Linked DNA regions of Homo sapiens: region 2 is linked to region 1. Evidence: read pairs that join two places in POLR2A ChIA-PET (ENCODE). Cell type or tissue: OCI-LY7. All regions are shown on one strand. Each heading gives the region's core, and the rest is flanking DNA. Links, peaks and the distances in the headings are about the cores only.

The links. Peaks named below come from ENCODE experiments on the same cell type or tissue, not always from the same donor. Only the 100,000 strongest peaks of a DNase experiment are listed, where the experiment ranks them.
Region 2: POLR2A ChIA-PET joins it to region 1 with 9 read pairs; 3 of 35 experiments call an interaction of 5 or more read pairs at or near these places.

What each region holds. Positions count from the first base shown.
Region 1 is chr10:289,414-297,223 of GRCh38, reverse strand. All of the region lies in intron 32 of DIP2C (disco interacting protein 2 homolog C), which reads left to right. Among named protein-coding and RNA genes, the nearest start is that of ZMYND11, 160 kb to the right of the region's middle. In OCI-LY7, for the core only: no CTCF peak of the experiment used is centred there; a DNase peak (open chromatin) is centred at 3,533; H3K4me3 peaks cover 992 bases; H3K27ac peaks cover 1,321 bases.
Region 2 is chr10:893,231-901,040 of GRCh38, reverse strand. The region is part of intron 1 of LARP4B (La ribonucleoprotein 4B); the gene reads left to right. Among named protein-coding and RNA genes, the nearest start is that of LARP4B, 35 kb to the left of the region's middle. In OCI-LY7, for the core only: no CTCF peak of the experiment used is centred there; no DNase peak of the experiment used is centred there.

The DNA of each region.
Region 1 (7,810 bases), core at 2,556-5,055:
GGGTTGGTTTTGTTTTGTTTTGTTTTGTTTTTGAGACAGTCTCACTCTGTTACCCAGGCTGGAGTGCAGTGGCATGATCTCGGCTCACTGCAACCTCTGCCTCCCCGGTTCAAGTGATTCTCCTGCCTCAGCCTCCTGAGTAGCTGGGACTACAGGCCACTACGCCCAGTTAATTTTTTTTTTATTATTATACTTTAAGTTCTAGGGTACATGTGCACAACGTGCAGGTTTGTTACATATGTATACATGTGCCACGTTGGTATGCTGCACCCATTAACTCGTCATTTACATTAGGTATATCTCCTAATGCTATCCCTCCCCCCTCCCCCCACCCCACAACAGGCCTCAGTGTGTGATGTTCCCCTTCCTGTGTCCAAGTGTTCTCATTGTTCAATTCCCACCTATGAGTGAGAGCATGTTGTGTTTGGTTTTCTGTCCTTGTGATAGTTTGCTGAGAATGATGGTTTCTACCTTCCTCCATGTTCCTACAAAGAACATGAACTCATCCTTTTTTATGGCTGCATAGTGTTCCATGGTGTATATGTGCCACATTTTCTTAATCCAGTCTATCATTGATGGGCATTTGGGTTGGTTCCAAGTCTTTGCTATTGTGAATAGTGCCGCAATGAACATACGTGTGGATGTGTCTTTATAGCAGCATGATTTATAATCCTTTGGGTATATACCCAGTAATGGGATGGCTGTGTCAAATGGTATTTCTAGTTCTAGATCCTTGAGGAATTGCCACAATGTCTTTCACAATGGTTGAACTAGTTTACAGTCCCACCAACAGTGTAAAAGTGTCCCTGTTTCTCCATACCCTCTCCAGCACCTGTTGTTTCCTGACTTTTTAATGATTGCCATTCTAACTGGTGTGAGATGGTATCTCATTGTGGTTTTGATTTGCATTTCTCTGATTACAGCTTATACAAAAATTAATTCAAGATGGATTAAAGACTTAATGTTAGACCTAAAACCATAAAAACCCTAGAAGGAAACCTAGGCAATATCATTCAGGACATAGGCATGGGCAAGGACTTCATGTCTAAAACACCAAAAGCAATGGCAACAAAAGCCAGAATTGGCAAATGGGATCTAATTAAACTAAAGAGCTTCTGCACAGCAAAAGAAACTACCATCAGAGCAAACAGGCAACCTACAGAATGGGAGAAAATTTTTGCAATCAACCCATTTGACAAAGGGCTAATATCCAGAATCTACAAAGAACTTAAACAAATTTACAAGAAAGAGTCAAACAACCCCATCAAAAAGTGGGCGAAGGATATGAACAGACACTTCTCAAAAGAAGACATTTATGCAGCCAAAAAACACATGAAAAAATGCTTATCATCACGTCTAGCTAATTTTTGTATTTTTTTAGTAGAGATGGGGTTTCACCATATAGGCCAGGCTGGTCTCGAACTCCTGACCTTGTGATCAGCCCACCTCGGCCTCCCAAGGGTATGTGTGTTTTAAGGAGCCTTCATACTGCTCTCCATAGTGGCTGTATTAGTTTACATTCCTACCAACAGTGTATAAGAGTTCCCTTCTCTCTGTATCCTCACCAGCATTTGATATTTTTTGTCTTTTTGATAATAGCCTTCTTTTTTTTTTTTTTTTTTTTTTTTTTTTTTTTTTTTTTTTTTTTTTTTTTTTTTTTTTTGAGATGGAGTCTCGTTCTTTCGCCCAGGTGGGACTGCAGTGGCGCTATCTCGGCTCACTGCAAGCTCCGCCTCCCGGGTTCATGCCATTCTCCTGCCTCAGCCTCCTGAGTAGCTGGGATTACAGGCGCCCGCCACCGCACCCGGCTAATTTTTGGTATTTTTAATAGAGACGGGGTTTCACTGTGTTAGCCAAGATGGTGTCAATCTCCTGACCTCGTGATCCACCCACCTCGGCCTCCCAAAGTGCTGGGATTACAGGCGTAAGCCACCGCGCCCGGCCAATAATAGCCATCTAACTGGAATGAGATGATATCTCATTGTAGTTTTGACTTTTGCCTCCCTAGTAACAATAAGTATAAGCAGCTGAGCCGTCCTTGCTGCTGCTCTGCCTGTGGAGTAGCCATTCTTTTATTTCTTTATTTTCCTAATAGACTTGCTTTCACTTAAGAAAAAAAAAAGACTTCCACTTCTCTGATGATTTGTGATGTTGAGCATTTTTCATGTATTTTCTGGACATTTATTTCTTTTGAGAAATGTCTGGATCATTTGCCCATTTTTTAATCAGTTTTCTTTTTGTTTTTTGGGTTTTTCTTTGCTGTTGAGTTGTTTGAGTTCCTTATATATCCTGAATATTAATCCCCTGTCTGGTGAGTAGTTTGCAAATGTATTCTTTTATTCTGTAGGTTGTTTTTTCACTTTGTTTCCTTTGCTGTGCAGAAGCTTTTAAGTTATTTATAATCCTATTTGCTTATTTTTGCTTTTGTGGCCTGTGCTTTTGAGGTCTTATTCAGTAAGTATTTTTTTAAAAACGAAGGAGTTCCCAAAAATAAATTTTTTTTTTAATTCGATGCAAGTGAATGTCATGGAAACTTTATGAATGGACATAAATTGATAAACAATTTATCCCACTCTTTGCCACAGAAACGTTAATGCATTTTTTTCTTCTCTTTTTTTTTTTTCTTTTTTTAGATGGGGTATCACTCTGTCACCCAGGCTGGAGTGCAGTGGCATGATCCCAGCTCACTGTGACCTCTGCCTCACAAACTCAGTTGATACTCCCACGTAGTTGGGACTGCGGGTACACACCACCACACCTTGCTCATTTTTGCATTTTTTGTAGAGATGGGGTCTCGCCACATTGCCTAGGCTGGTCTCAAACTCCTGGGCTCAAGTGATCCTCCTGCCTCAGCCTCCCCAAGTGCTAATGTTACATGCACCCAGCATATTGATGCACCCAGAGTATTGATGCATGTGATTAGGGTCTTAGGTAGCAGGGGTCTGTGCTCGGGATTAGCGTTCAGAAATCGAGCACCTCTGAAACTTGGAACCCATCTGGCCTTGGAAGAAGATGGAAGAGGGCAGTTTGGGCTGCAAGGTCGGCTCAGTCCACACCTGCAAATGGTGTCTTTTATGGGAAGAAAACACAGAGCTCTCTTCCACCCGAGGGAGAGAAAAGGGAAAAGGATGGACAGAAGAGTTTGGATTGGAGAGGGTTAAGTTTACAATTTTATAAATGAAAAAAGTACACAAAGTATGCTTTGGTACTTCATTTGTGCAATGCGGTTAGGTTAGATGAAAACATTCCTCTGTTTTCTCTCGTTGCTCATTTTTTGGGTGATTGGTATCTGTTTCTGGACTTCCCTGATCCAGATCTTCTTCCCCTTAGCCTTTTGTGGTGGCCACCGTGGGCCGTCTCATGCAGTGTCTGTAGCTTTTGTTAGGGCTTGAGTCCTGGGAGGACCTCCTGTAGAAATAATAGTGCATTTGTTTTTGGTTTTGTTTGTGGTTTTGGATGTGTGAACATGATGCCTGTTATTTTTAAGCACTGTTGTTCCTTGTGATTTTAATGCTCTTATGTGCTTCACTGGTTGCAAAGTAAGTGGCAAGATATTAAAATCCCAACTTTGACAGTAACACTTGCCTCATCCTCTGTGTACCTTAGCTGCCAGGAAGCTGCAGACTAGACTCAGTCACAGCATCTCTGTTAATTAACTTGAAGTTTTTGAGTATTTAATTTCCCCTCTATCTTTGGGGATTTTTAAAAGCTTATTGTTCAGATGGTCTTATTATATTGGGTATTTTAAATGCTTCAAATTAATTTTGGAAGAAGGTGTAGTTTAAAATATTAAGTAAAAGTTTTGGTTGTTTTTTCAGCGGCACATTCATAAATGCCATCCTCACACGGTGAGCGTGGCTGTGCTGCAGCTCAGCTTTCCATGACCGGGTTTCCCTGCGTCCTGTTTGCTCCCCTTGAAATGCCACAGAGTTGGCACTGAGGACAGCACCAGCTCCGTCTGCATCTGGTCTGTCACGCTGGTTTTTGAGATTGAAGGTGCTGAGGATGCTGGACCCTTCAGGTCATGAGTGACCATCAGGCCAGTGCTGAGTAGTGGTGTGGGCAGGCAGGGTGGGCTCCCAGTGGATGCTCTGCTGACATCTGCATCAGATGCCCCACCCCAGGGCATTGGTCAGGGGCTCCAGCTGCACTGGTCCGAAGCAGTTGTCTTTCTGGCGGGGGCAGTGCTGCCGTATGCCGGCGCACTTCTGTTGGGGTAGAGAATGCTATTTGTTTCTTGGTTGTTTTGACGTCTCCAGAGCTGGGGTGCTGATGGATTCTCTGCCAGCTAGCGGGTGCTGCCAGGGGGTGGTGGTCCTAGGCAGAGGGCAGCTGTGCTCATCCGCCTTTGCATGGCTCAGACAAGGCTCCTTGCCCCTGGGTGAGAATCTCAGTTGGAGGAAGAAAGAGTCTCTTCTGTAGCTTTGCAGGGAAGGATTAGTGAGAAGTTCAACCATGGCTCTCTTTAGACAAATGATGAAAAACCTGATTATCTCAGCAGCACCTTCCCACCTGTTCCCAGGAGGCCAGACGTGTGATGCCAGGAGGCACGAATGAAGAATGAAGACCTCACAGACCTCTTGTGACAGCCATGCATTCGTTCCCCACTCGGTTGCACGGCGCCATCAGGGCTTCAGCCTTCCGAGACGTCGCTTCTAGCAAAACAGGTTGCTAAGTTTGAGTCCATTTGAGGGCAGTTCAAGGACAGGGCAAGTTAGAGGCTAGTAGCAAGTTCCCTCATGTCAACTCTCTATCTCTGCTTTTCTAGCAAAAGTCCGAACTTCAAGTCCACTTGACAGCGTAGGATGAAAAGACAGTTTATTCCCCGCAAGTCCAAGATTTATACTGGACTGGAGAAGAAATAAGGGGTGAGACAGAGGCCAGGCTGGAAGAGTTTATTCAGACACACAGTTAAATTGTAACCTTGATGTGAAAGTAGGTGCACTGTTTAAAACCAACTTTCACCTAGGGAAGGGTGTCAGCAGTAATGGTTCGTGGAGCCGATTTGGGCAGCAGTAATGCACGTTGGAGGCAGCAAGAAAAGTGGCACAAAGTTCCGGATCTGGAGCTGACAGGTTTCCTCAGCCCTGAGTTGTCTAAAGCTGACTTTGCAGTGTGACCTGAGCGGCAGGTGCTCTCACAGAAGGTGAGCTCTGCTGGACGCCAGCCTCGGCACAATGGCTCTTGGAAGATGAGAGTCTTCTTACAGCATGACTTGGTCCTTTTGGTGGCTCAGTCACACTTCCCGCAGGAGAGGGCCAGCCTGGCTGAGCCTGTATTTCTCCCTCCCCCATGGAGTCCTCCTGCTCCCCTCTGGCTCCCGGAGTCCACAGACCTCTGCATCTCCCTCCAGCAGCCCACCTCTCGTGTGCCAGGCAACGCCTTGGTGTTAACCTTACAACCTGGTTCTAACTGAGAAGTGTTAATAACCCCAGCTACTTATAACTCACGCACCACAAGCACTTCAGATTCATAGCTCATTTAATTTGCCCAAACCTGGAGATGTCTGCATATGATCCCCAGTTTGAGAAAGTCAGCACCGAGCAGCACACTTTGACCCGGGTCTTAACTCAGCCCACTCTGTAACTGTGGAGAACACTACTTTTGAGAACAACCAAGATCACCTGGTTTCATTTCTATGAGTTCTTTGCACATGGAGGGAATCAGCCCTCTGATGTGTATGTTACAAATATATCTCCTAGTTCTTTAGGAAGACATCTCTTCTGCCCTTAGATACGGGGTAGCTTTTTTCCTCTCTTGGCTGTGTGGATATTGTTCCCCTTGGTGTAGAAGAAGGAATTCCTGTGTGGCATTTGCTAGCAGGATATTTAGCTTTTTCATCCAGCACCGACCTGAGTGATTTAGCACCCTGTGCCTGTTTTCATACAAAACACACCTTTTTCACATGAACCAGAGAGGGAATTCTTGATGATCTTCCGTGTTTTCAACACTTCAGACAAGGTTCTCAGCTGAGATTCCGTCTTGCTTCGCTTCCTGAGGCTTAGGATCAATATGGGGGCAGAGGCTGGAGAGAGTGAAGGACATACGGCCGGAGGGTGAGGCACTGGCCAGCACACACCTGCCCAGAGCCTCACCTGTCTTGTTTTCCTCCATGCCCCCTTAGTGGCTGGGCACAGGCCAAGGTAAAAACACACAGGGATGGAGATAAGGAAGATCTGGGAATGCTGCACAGCCTGGGCCCTGCCTGGCAGAGCCCTGGGGCATTTGCCCATCACTTTTATAACTCCAGAGCCTTGTTTCCTGAGTGACCCCCTTACCCTGTCTGAAGTCATCCCTGTAGCGACAGCTCCCAGAGCTGCCAGGTGCATCTGATTCCGGCCAGCGACAGGATCTCAAACGTCCTAAAGTAGAGATGACTGAGGATTGGCCGCAGAAATGGAGATGGTGTGTCCTAAACAGCCCTCGGTTTTGGCTGAGTTTCACTCCTTGGCTGGTCACCTGGCCTTTGTAGGATGCTGAGGTGGGGGCCTCTGACCCCCTCCTAGTTCTTTCCCTCTCCTCATCATCTCCAGGTGCCCCTTTCTCACCGCTGCCCCGGCCAGCTTGGCCTGGCTTCTCTACTGCTGTCTTCATTTGGGGTGAAGCCCACGGTTCGCTGGCTTTTGACTCCACTTGGCCGCTCAGATCAGGGCACATCTGCGGGCCTCCTGGCACGGAGGAAGGAGTCAGCATCATTGTCCTGGCATGGCCATGTCCTGCCGACATCCCAAGTATGTGCATGCCACCTCTGGCTGTGAGCTTCTCCGTGGTCAGTGTCCAGAGGAGAGCACATTTGTGTTGCACCGCAAATTCTAGGTATTCTCATGGCAAGTCCTGAATTAGCATAATGCTACCAGGCTCCTAAAAGTTCTTTAGTTTCTTGCAATTCTGTGTTAAAACAGCCAGTTAAGGCATTTTTGGAGGTTAGCGTCATCAAGCCTATCGGCGTGTTCCGTAAGAGTTTGAATCATGTGAGCTGTTTGGCAGCCCTCATCAGCTGTTGGCATCAAGGTTTCCATTTAAGACAGACACCACAGAGTTAATGGTTGTCATCTGATCTGAAATGGCTCCAGTAAGTCTTTCTCCCTCATCAGACTCCTGCTGATGCACACAGGCACCCTCCCCAGCGTCTCCTCTCTGTTCTCCCGCAGAGGAGAAAGTGCTGCTGGCCTTCCCTGTTTCCGCCACAGAGGATCCTCCCCGGCACGGGTGCTTCTGTCTGCAGCAACCGGAGAAGACACAGCAGGCTGGGGGGAGGAATTGTCCTGTGGCCTCAGTCACTCAACAGCCAGAGGAGATGGTGCCCCTGGCTGCAGACAGCCCTAGGTCTGGCAGGAGCAGTGCAGCCACATGTCTGGCACGTGGAGGACGTCAGGCCGGTGCCACCTACCACACTGCTGGGTGCCTCCCACTGTGGCAGCAGAAACACCCCCATTCCCAGAGGGGTGCGCACCCTCCGTGGCCTCCCTCGTGCCACGCAGAGGGCTGTGCTGGACTGGTCCCTCAGGGCCCGGAGACACTCAGGCTTCTTTCTTGGTACCTCCTGCCCCTTCCCTACCCCTCATCCTCCTTCTTGGTACATCTGTCAGTTACAGAGGAAGACTGCTGTGTCGAGTGCATAAGAGTGGGTTCTTGGTGTGTTTCAAATCTCAGTGAGGGCTGGGCATGGTGGCTACACCTGTAATCTTGGCAGTTTCTGAGGCTGAGACAGGAGGATCATCTGAGACCAGGAGCTTGAGACCAGCCTAAGCAACATAGTGAGATCTCCTCTCTACAGAAACTTAAAAGTTATCCAGATGTGGTAGTACAC
Region 2 (7,810 bases), core at 2,653-5,152, 600 kb before region 1:
GGCTGAAGCAGGAGAATCGCTTGAACCCAGGAGGCAGAGGTTGCAGTTAGCCGAGATTGTGCCATTGCACTCCAGCCTGGGCAAAAAGAGCAAGACTCCGTCTCAAAAAAAAAAAAAAAAAGAGGCCAGGCGCTGGTGGCTCACACCTGTAATCCCAGCACTTTGGGAGGCTGAGGCAGGCAGATCATGAGGTCAGGAGTTCGAGACCAGCCTGGCCAGTGTGGTGAAACATCGTCTCTCTAAACATACAAAAATTAGCCAAGCGTGGTGGCGTGCACCTGTAGTCCCAGCTACTCGAGAGGCTGAGGCAGGAGAATCGCTTGAACTCGGGAGGCAGGGGTTACAGTGAGCTGAGATTGTGCCACTGCACTCCAGCCTGGGCAACAGAGTGAGACTGCTTCTCACAAAAAAAAAAAAAAAAAGGAAATATATCCTTTTTTAGCTGGGCTTTGTGGCATGCTCCTGTAGTTCCAGCTACCTGGGGAGCTGAAGCAGGAGGATCACTTGGACCCAGAAGGTCGAGGCTGCAATGAATTGAGATCGGGCCACTGCACTCCAGCATGGGTGAAAAAGTGAGACCCTACCTCAAAAAAAAAAAAAAAAAAAAAAAAAAAAAAAAAGACATCCTTCTTTCCGATCCTAGAATGCTATGACTGTGCTTTTTATTATTATCATTTTTTTATTTTTATTTTTTGAGATGGAGTTTTGTTCTTGTTGCCAGGCTGGAGTGCAATGGTGCGATCTTGGCTCACTGCAACCTTCTTCTCCCAGGTTCAAGCAATTCTCCTGCCTCAGCCTCCCCAGTAGCTGAGATTACAGGCGCATGCCACCATTCCTGGCTAAGTTTTGTATTTTTTAGGAGAGACGGGGTTTCATCATGTTGGCCAGGCTTGTCTCAAACTCCTGACCTCAGATGATCCACCCGCCTCGGCCTCCCAAAGTGGTGGGATTATAGGCGTGAGCCACTGTGCCTGGCCATGATTGTGCTTCTGATGATTTGATTTAGCTTCTGTGATCATTTTTTTTTTTTTCTGATCAATTTATGTAGCTTCAAAGGGATCAAAGTCTGGGTGGTAAACTGTTTTCTACAAATTTTGTTTGGACATTGAAAGTAACACATTTTGATTTTTTCTAATTGATTCCCAAGGAGATTATATAGTACTTAATTAAGGCAATCTCTAAAGTTCTTAGCCCTTTTTCCTTATTTAGGTAAATTTCTGTTTACTTATCTAGTTGAATATTCATTTACTGATTTTTGTAAAATGGTCTGTAAAATAAAATTATGTTGGAGTTCTTGGAACACATGTCTGTCTAGGAGCATCTTGTGCTGTCCATCTCTGTTCATGCGTCATCCCTTAACTCATTGTTCCTAATCATAGACAATTAGAGTTAGAAGGTAACTTAGCAAACTTTACAAATAAAGAAATGGAGTACTTAGACAACACTGTAGTAAAACTGCATATATTTGAATGTTACTAACAAAAGGAAGAAGATCAAGGTAAGTTGTAATATATCATTGGTGGGATATGTATTTCTGTCCTGTTCTCAGTATCACTGTGTGTAGATAGAAGATAAAACACAGGGATACCTGTGTTCCAGGAAAAGGCAATAGAATGTGCAGAACATGGCAAATAGAACAGGGAGTAATCTGTTGTGAGTAGGGAGTTCCTGACTTCAGAATAATGTTTTTAGATTCAGGAGAGAGGTTTTATATTTGGCTCCCATACAGCACACTCTCATGGGAAATGTCTGTTCTAAGGTCAACCCATAATGCAAAAATCATCAATATACTTGAAGATCCCCGTGTAAGGTACAATGTATTTAATATTATCACTGATACAATTGATCCAATACCAGTTTTAGTCTGGCATTGAATCAAATCACTGTTTTTGTTGTATAAAAAGAGAAATATTTAGCTTATATTTAAGTACCATATTGTAAGAAAAAAGATGCTTATCTTTACATGCTAAAATCATGATCTGTACATTGGTGCAGTGAATATTACTGTAAAAGGGAAGAAGGAATGAAGACGAGCTAAGGAAACTGTAGGTGCACTTCTCTGAGGTCATGTTACGATGTGACATTCACCCACATGCAGGGATTGATAGAGTGAATTGCCTGTTAAATGATCTCCAGGCACATATAGTTGAATAGCAAAATTATATGTGCATTAATATAGCCTCACTGAACTTAGTAGCTTTGTGACCTTAAATTATCCCTGATCTTAATTTCCTGCTGTGCTAAATAGGCATGGAACCTAATTAACAGAATTAAGTTTATTTGGTAACGTGGAGAAAGCACTTAGAATAATCCTTACCAAACTCATTCTTTTTCTTTCCAGGTTTCTGATTCAGAGACAAATAATTTGTGTTTTCACATTACCCTTTCGTACCAGAAAAGAATTACCTGCTGTTTAGGAAATGCCTCTTTATTTTGATTTTCTTAGAAATTATCAAGTTCTGAAATTATGATTTTTGCTATTATTTGAAAATCCAATGAGTTATGCCAGACACACATAAAAAAGGGAGGGTCTTAACCTAGTAGTTTATTATTTGGGTTGTTTCTACTTCTTGGCTATTACGAATAATGTTGCTTTGAAAATTCACATACAGGTTTTCAGGCAGATACATGTTTTCAGTTATCTGGGATATATCCCTAGGAGTAGAATGACTAGATCATATGGTAACTCGGTGTTTAACATATTGAGAAACTGCCAGACTGCTTCCTATAATGGCTGCTCTGTTTTACATTTGTACCAGCAGTGTGTGAAGATTGTAGTTTCTGTATGTACTAGCCACACTTGATATTACCTATCTTTCTGATAATAGTCATCCAAGTGGATGCAAAGTAGTATTTTTGTTTTAATTTTCTGTATTTACTTCATTTTATTTAATTTCATTTCAAAGTGGTATTTTGTGTTTTGATTTGTATTTCCCTCATGACGAATGATGTGGACGATCTTTTCATGTGCTTGGTGGCCATTTGTATATCTTCTTTGGGAAAATGTTCGTTCGGATCATTTGCCATTTTTTTTTTTTTTTTTTTTTTTTTTTGAGATGGAGCCTCGCTTTGTCGCCCAGGCTGGAGTGCAGTGGCGTGATCTTGGCTCACTGCAACCTCCGCCTCCCAGGTTCAAGTGATTCTCTTGCCTCAGCCTCCCAAGTAACTGAGATTATAGGCGCCCACTACCATGCCTGCCTAACTTTTGCATTTTAAGTAGAGACAGGGTCTCACCATGTTGGCCAGGCTGGTCTCGAACTCCTGACCTCAAATAATCTGCCTGCTTCGGCCTCGGAAAGTGCTGGGATTACAGATGTGAGCCACTGCGCTGGGCTCTCATTTGCCAATTTTTAAGTTGGGTTATTTGTCTCATTATAAGTTTTAGGAATTGTTTATATATTCTAGATATATGTTCCGTATTGGATATATGATTTGCAAATGTTTTTTCGCATTCTTTGGGTTATCTTTTCACTTTCTTGATAGTGTGCTTTGAGGGGCAAAAGTTTTTCGTTTTGATGAAATCCAGTGTATTTTTTTCTTCCTGTTTATACTTTTAGTGTCATAATTAATAAACCATTGCCTAATACAAGTTTATGAAGATTTACTGCTGTTTTCTTCCAAGTCATATAGTTTTAGCTTTTACATTTAGTTCTTTGGTTCATTTTGCCTTAATTTTTGTGTATGTTGAGGTAGGAGCCCAGCTTCATTATTTTCATGTTGACATTTAGTTGTCCCAGCACCATTTGTTGACAAGATTGTTCTTTTCCCCTCAACTGGTCTTGACACCTTTGTGGAAAATCAGTTGTCTATAAATGTAACGGTTTCTTTCTGGACTCTCGTTTCTATTGTATTGATCTGTTTGTCTGGTCTATGCCAGTACCATGCTGGCTTGATTACTGTAGCTTTGTAGTAAGATTTGAAATTAGGAAGTGTGTGTGTCTTTCAATTTTATTCTTTCTCAAGATTGCTTTGGCTATTCTGGGTCCCTTGCATTTCCATAGGAATTTTAGGATCAGCTCAGCAATTTCTGCCAAAAAAAAAAAAAAAAAAAATTCTCCCACAAAAGTGAATTTTGATAGGGATTATATTGAATCTGTAGCTTAATTTGGGGTTTGTTGGCATTGTAAAAATACCATGTCTTCCCATCTGTAAACATGGGATGTCTTCCTCTTCATAAACATGGATGTCTTTCCATCCATGAACATGGGCATCTGTCCTTGAGAACTGGGTTTTAAGGGTTTGTATTAGTGGAGTGGTTCTCAAGCTTTTGGTCTAAGGACGTCTTTATGCTGTTAAACATTACTGAAGATGCCTAAAAGCTTGAGTTTATTATATGGTTTGTCTCCATCTGTGGTTTATCTCTGTCTGTATTTACTATGTTAAGTATCAAGAATCAATTAATATTATAAATATACATTTTTAATAATAACAAACCCATTAGGTAATATAAATAACATTGTTTATGAAAGGTAGTAGTATTTTCCAAAACAAAAAATAATTCAGTGGGAAGAGTGGCATTGTTTTTTCATGTTTTGTAAATCTCTTTAATGTCTGACTTAATAGAATCTTGGCTGGATTCTTGTCTGCTTTTGCATTTCATCTCTTAGTACTGTGTTATTTTGGTTGAAGTGTGTGAAGGAAATCTGGCCTCAGGTAATTTATTTTATTATTTTGGTAGTCATTTCATATAAATGAATATTGAATATTCTTTGATGCTATACCAAAACTCCACTGTGGTTTTGTGAGGAGAGAATAAGAGTGAAAAAAGCAAAGAACATCTTTGCATTATTTTGAGAATGGTTTGACTTTGTGGCCCCACTGGAAGTGTTTCTGGGACTCTGGACTATGCCTACACCACACATTGAGAACCATTATCTTAGTGAACAGGACTGAGCAGTGTAGTTTCACAAGAAAATTTGCTCACTGAATTGCACTTGATTAATCTGTATTGAAAAACAACTGCAAAGTGACTTAGATGCTTCTCCTGCATGGGCAGCTTCTCCTGCGTGGGCAGCAGTGCCCTTTCTGTGGGAAAGATGGCAGGGGACCTTGGACTCAGCAACTGATGGAATCAGCAAGCTGGATGTTTTATGAAGACGTGTAATAAAAATAATATGTTATTTAAAAAACTGAGACTCTGGGAGATGAAGTCAATAAGTTAATCACACATTGTTAGTCTTTTGGCATATTTTCTTCTAGTTTCTTGTTTTTACGTACTTATAAAATTTGAATTTTTATAAATATATTGCAACTTTAGTATCTACAGTTTTGTCTTTTTTTTAAATCTTTATGCAGTTTTTGTGAGTATTTTAAGTAATTGTAACATACTGCATTCGTTTCTACTTTTCTTTTCTTTTTTTTTTTTTTTGAGATGGACTCTTGCTCTGTTGCCCAGGCTGGAGTATAGTGGTGCGCTTTCAGCTCACTGCAATCTCCACCTCCTGGATTCAAGTGATTCTCATGCTTCAGCCTCCCGAGTAGCTGGGAATTTTTGTATTTATTTTAGTAGACACATGGTTTCACCAGCCTGGTTAGGCAGGTTGGACTTGAACTGACTTCATGTGATCTCCCTACCTTGTCTCCCAAAGTGTTGGGATTACAGGCATGAGCCTACTTTCTGCGTTTTTATTTCCATGGGATTTTTTTTTTTCTAAGCTGCTGTGAACATTGTTAATAAATTTGTTTACACATTTAGTATTATTTCATTAATACAAATTTTAAATAGAAATAAGCATATGAAGTCTTAAGTGTGTACTGATAATATATCCAAGTTAGGTTTTCTTTTACTTATTATTGTGGACAATTTTATTTATTTTTTATTTTATTTTATTTTACGTTATTTTATTTTATTTTTTGAGACTGAGTCTCACTCTGTTGCCCAGGCTGGAGTGGAGTGGCGCGATCTTGGCTCACTGCAACCTCTGCCTCCCGGATTCAGGCAGTTCTCCTGCCTTAGCCTCTCGAGTAGCTGGGACTACAGGCACACGCCGCCATGCGCAGCTAATTTTTTGTATTTTAGTAGAGACAGGGTTTCACTGTGTTGCCCGAGGCTGGTCGCAAACTCCTGAGCTCAGGCAGTCCGCCCGCCTTGGCCTCCCAAAGTGCTGGGATTACAGATGTGAGCCACCGTGCCTGGCTTATTGTGGACAGTTTTAAACACATAGAAGTAGAGAGGATACTATAGTGATCCTCAGTTCACCAGTCATCTAGCTTTAGCTACCATCAGCTTGCCACCATTCATATATTTTTGTTTCTTCTCTTCCCTTAAACTTACCAAAAAAATTGGCATATTCTAAAGCAAATTCCAGACATATATCTTTATTCATGAGTCTTTTAGTTTCTAGCTGTTATAAAGAAGATCTTTTAAAATAAATATAACAATACTATGGTTGGAACTCAATAAAATTAATAGTAATTTTATCATGTCTTTATTACCTAGGCAACCTTAAAAGTTTTTCTATGTCAAAAAGTTTTCTCTGTCTTTATTACCTAGGCAACCTTAAAAGTTTTTCTATGTCATTTTAAACCTAATTTATTTGACTCAGGATCCAAACACAGTTCTTACATCACATTGGATTATTTTGGTTAAGGCTTTTTAATTCTGTGGCAATAAAAATAGCTCTCCTTTTAAATATCTTTTATTTGCTATAGAAATGAGGTCGTCTTTCTTGCCTACATTTTGGATTTAGATGATGGCTTTGTGCTGGTGTGATTTAACATGTATTTCCCTAGAATTCCCTTTAAATTGGGAGTAAGATCTAGAGGTATGATTAAATACAGGCTCTTTTTTTGGCACGACTACTTTGTGGATGGTAGTCTTTGATCATGTCAAAAATAAAATGCCTAGAGGCCCAGTTTTAATGATAATACTGAAAAATAGCTTCAGTCAATGTCTCACTTAACCATTTGGAAACCTCCCATCACGTTCTTCACTTGATAATTTCAGCAGACATCAATGATTATTGACTTTATTATTGTATTAGATATTGGGATATTTTGATTTTTCCGATCCTGTCATTCACTCCCCATTGACTGTGGTTCTTGCCCTGATCAGCTTTTTGGTTATTCAGAAATGCAGTTCATCGAGGAACAGCAGCTTGAAATAACTGTTGTCCTTTAGTGATCTTGGGAATAATAAGTGGGTGTCCTGTAGTCCCAAGGCGAGCACTGTGGTGGTGGTAGCTCTCATGATTGCTGCCGACTTGTTTTCCGTTCATTCTTCCTGATCCTGATGTGGCTCCGTGCATGGCTATTGGGAATCCCTCCCTTAGTTTGCTGTGGCCTCTGTGTCTTCCTGATGGGACCAGTTGTCTTCATGGCTTCCTGCTTCATGGTAAGATGTCCCAGGCTCATCTCAAATTGAGGAACATTCTACAAAGTAATTAACTAGTGCTCTGGAAAAGCGTAGATGAATAAGGCAAGACTGAGGAACTGCTGCAGTTTAAAGGAGACTCAACGGAAGGACAGCTAAGTACAGCATGAGGTCCAAGATCAGAGCCCAGAATAGGAAAAGGATATCAGTGGTAATAGTGGTGTATTGCAAAGGAAGCCTGTACTGTAGTTTAAAAAGTTACACTTCCAATTTTAAAAAATGACCACGTGGAGTTTACTTAGCTTCTTTAATTTTGTATTCATATCTCCTTTTATGTTGAAAATCTGTGTACCTAACATTAAGGAAATTCTTATCAACTTTATCCTGTTCAGTGTGAATATGTGTAGGCATGTATATATACAATATGTAAAATAAAATAGCTTCAAAATAATAATACCAACATTTACCTCAAAGAACAAGCCTACTGAGTACATTTTA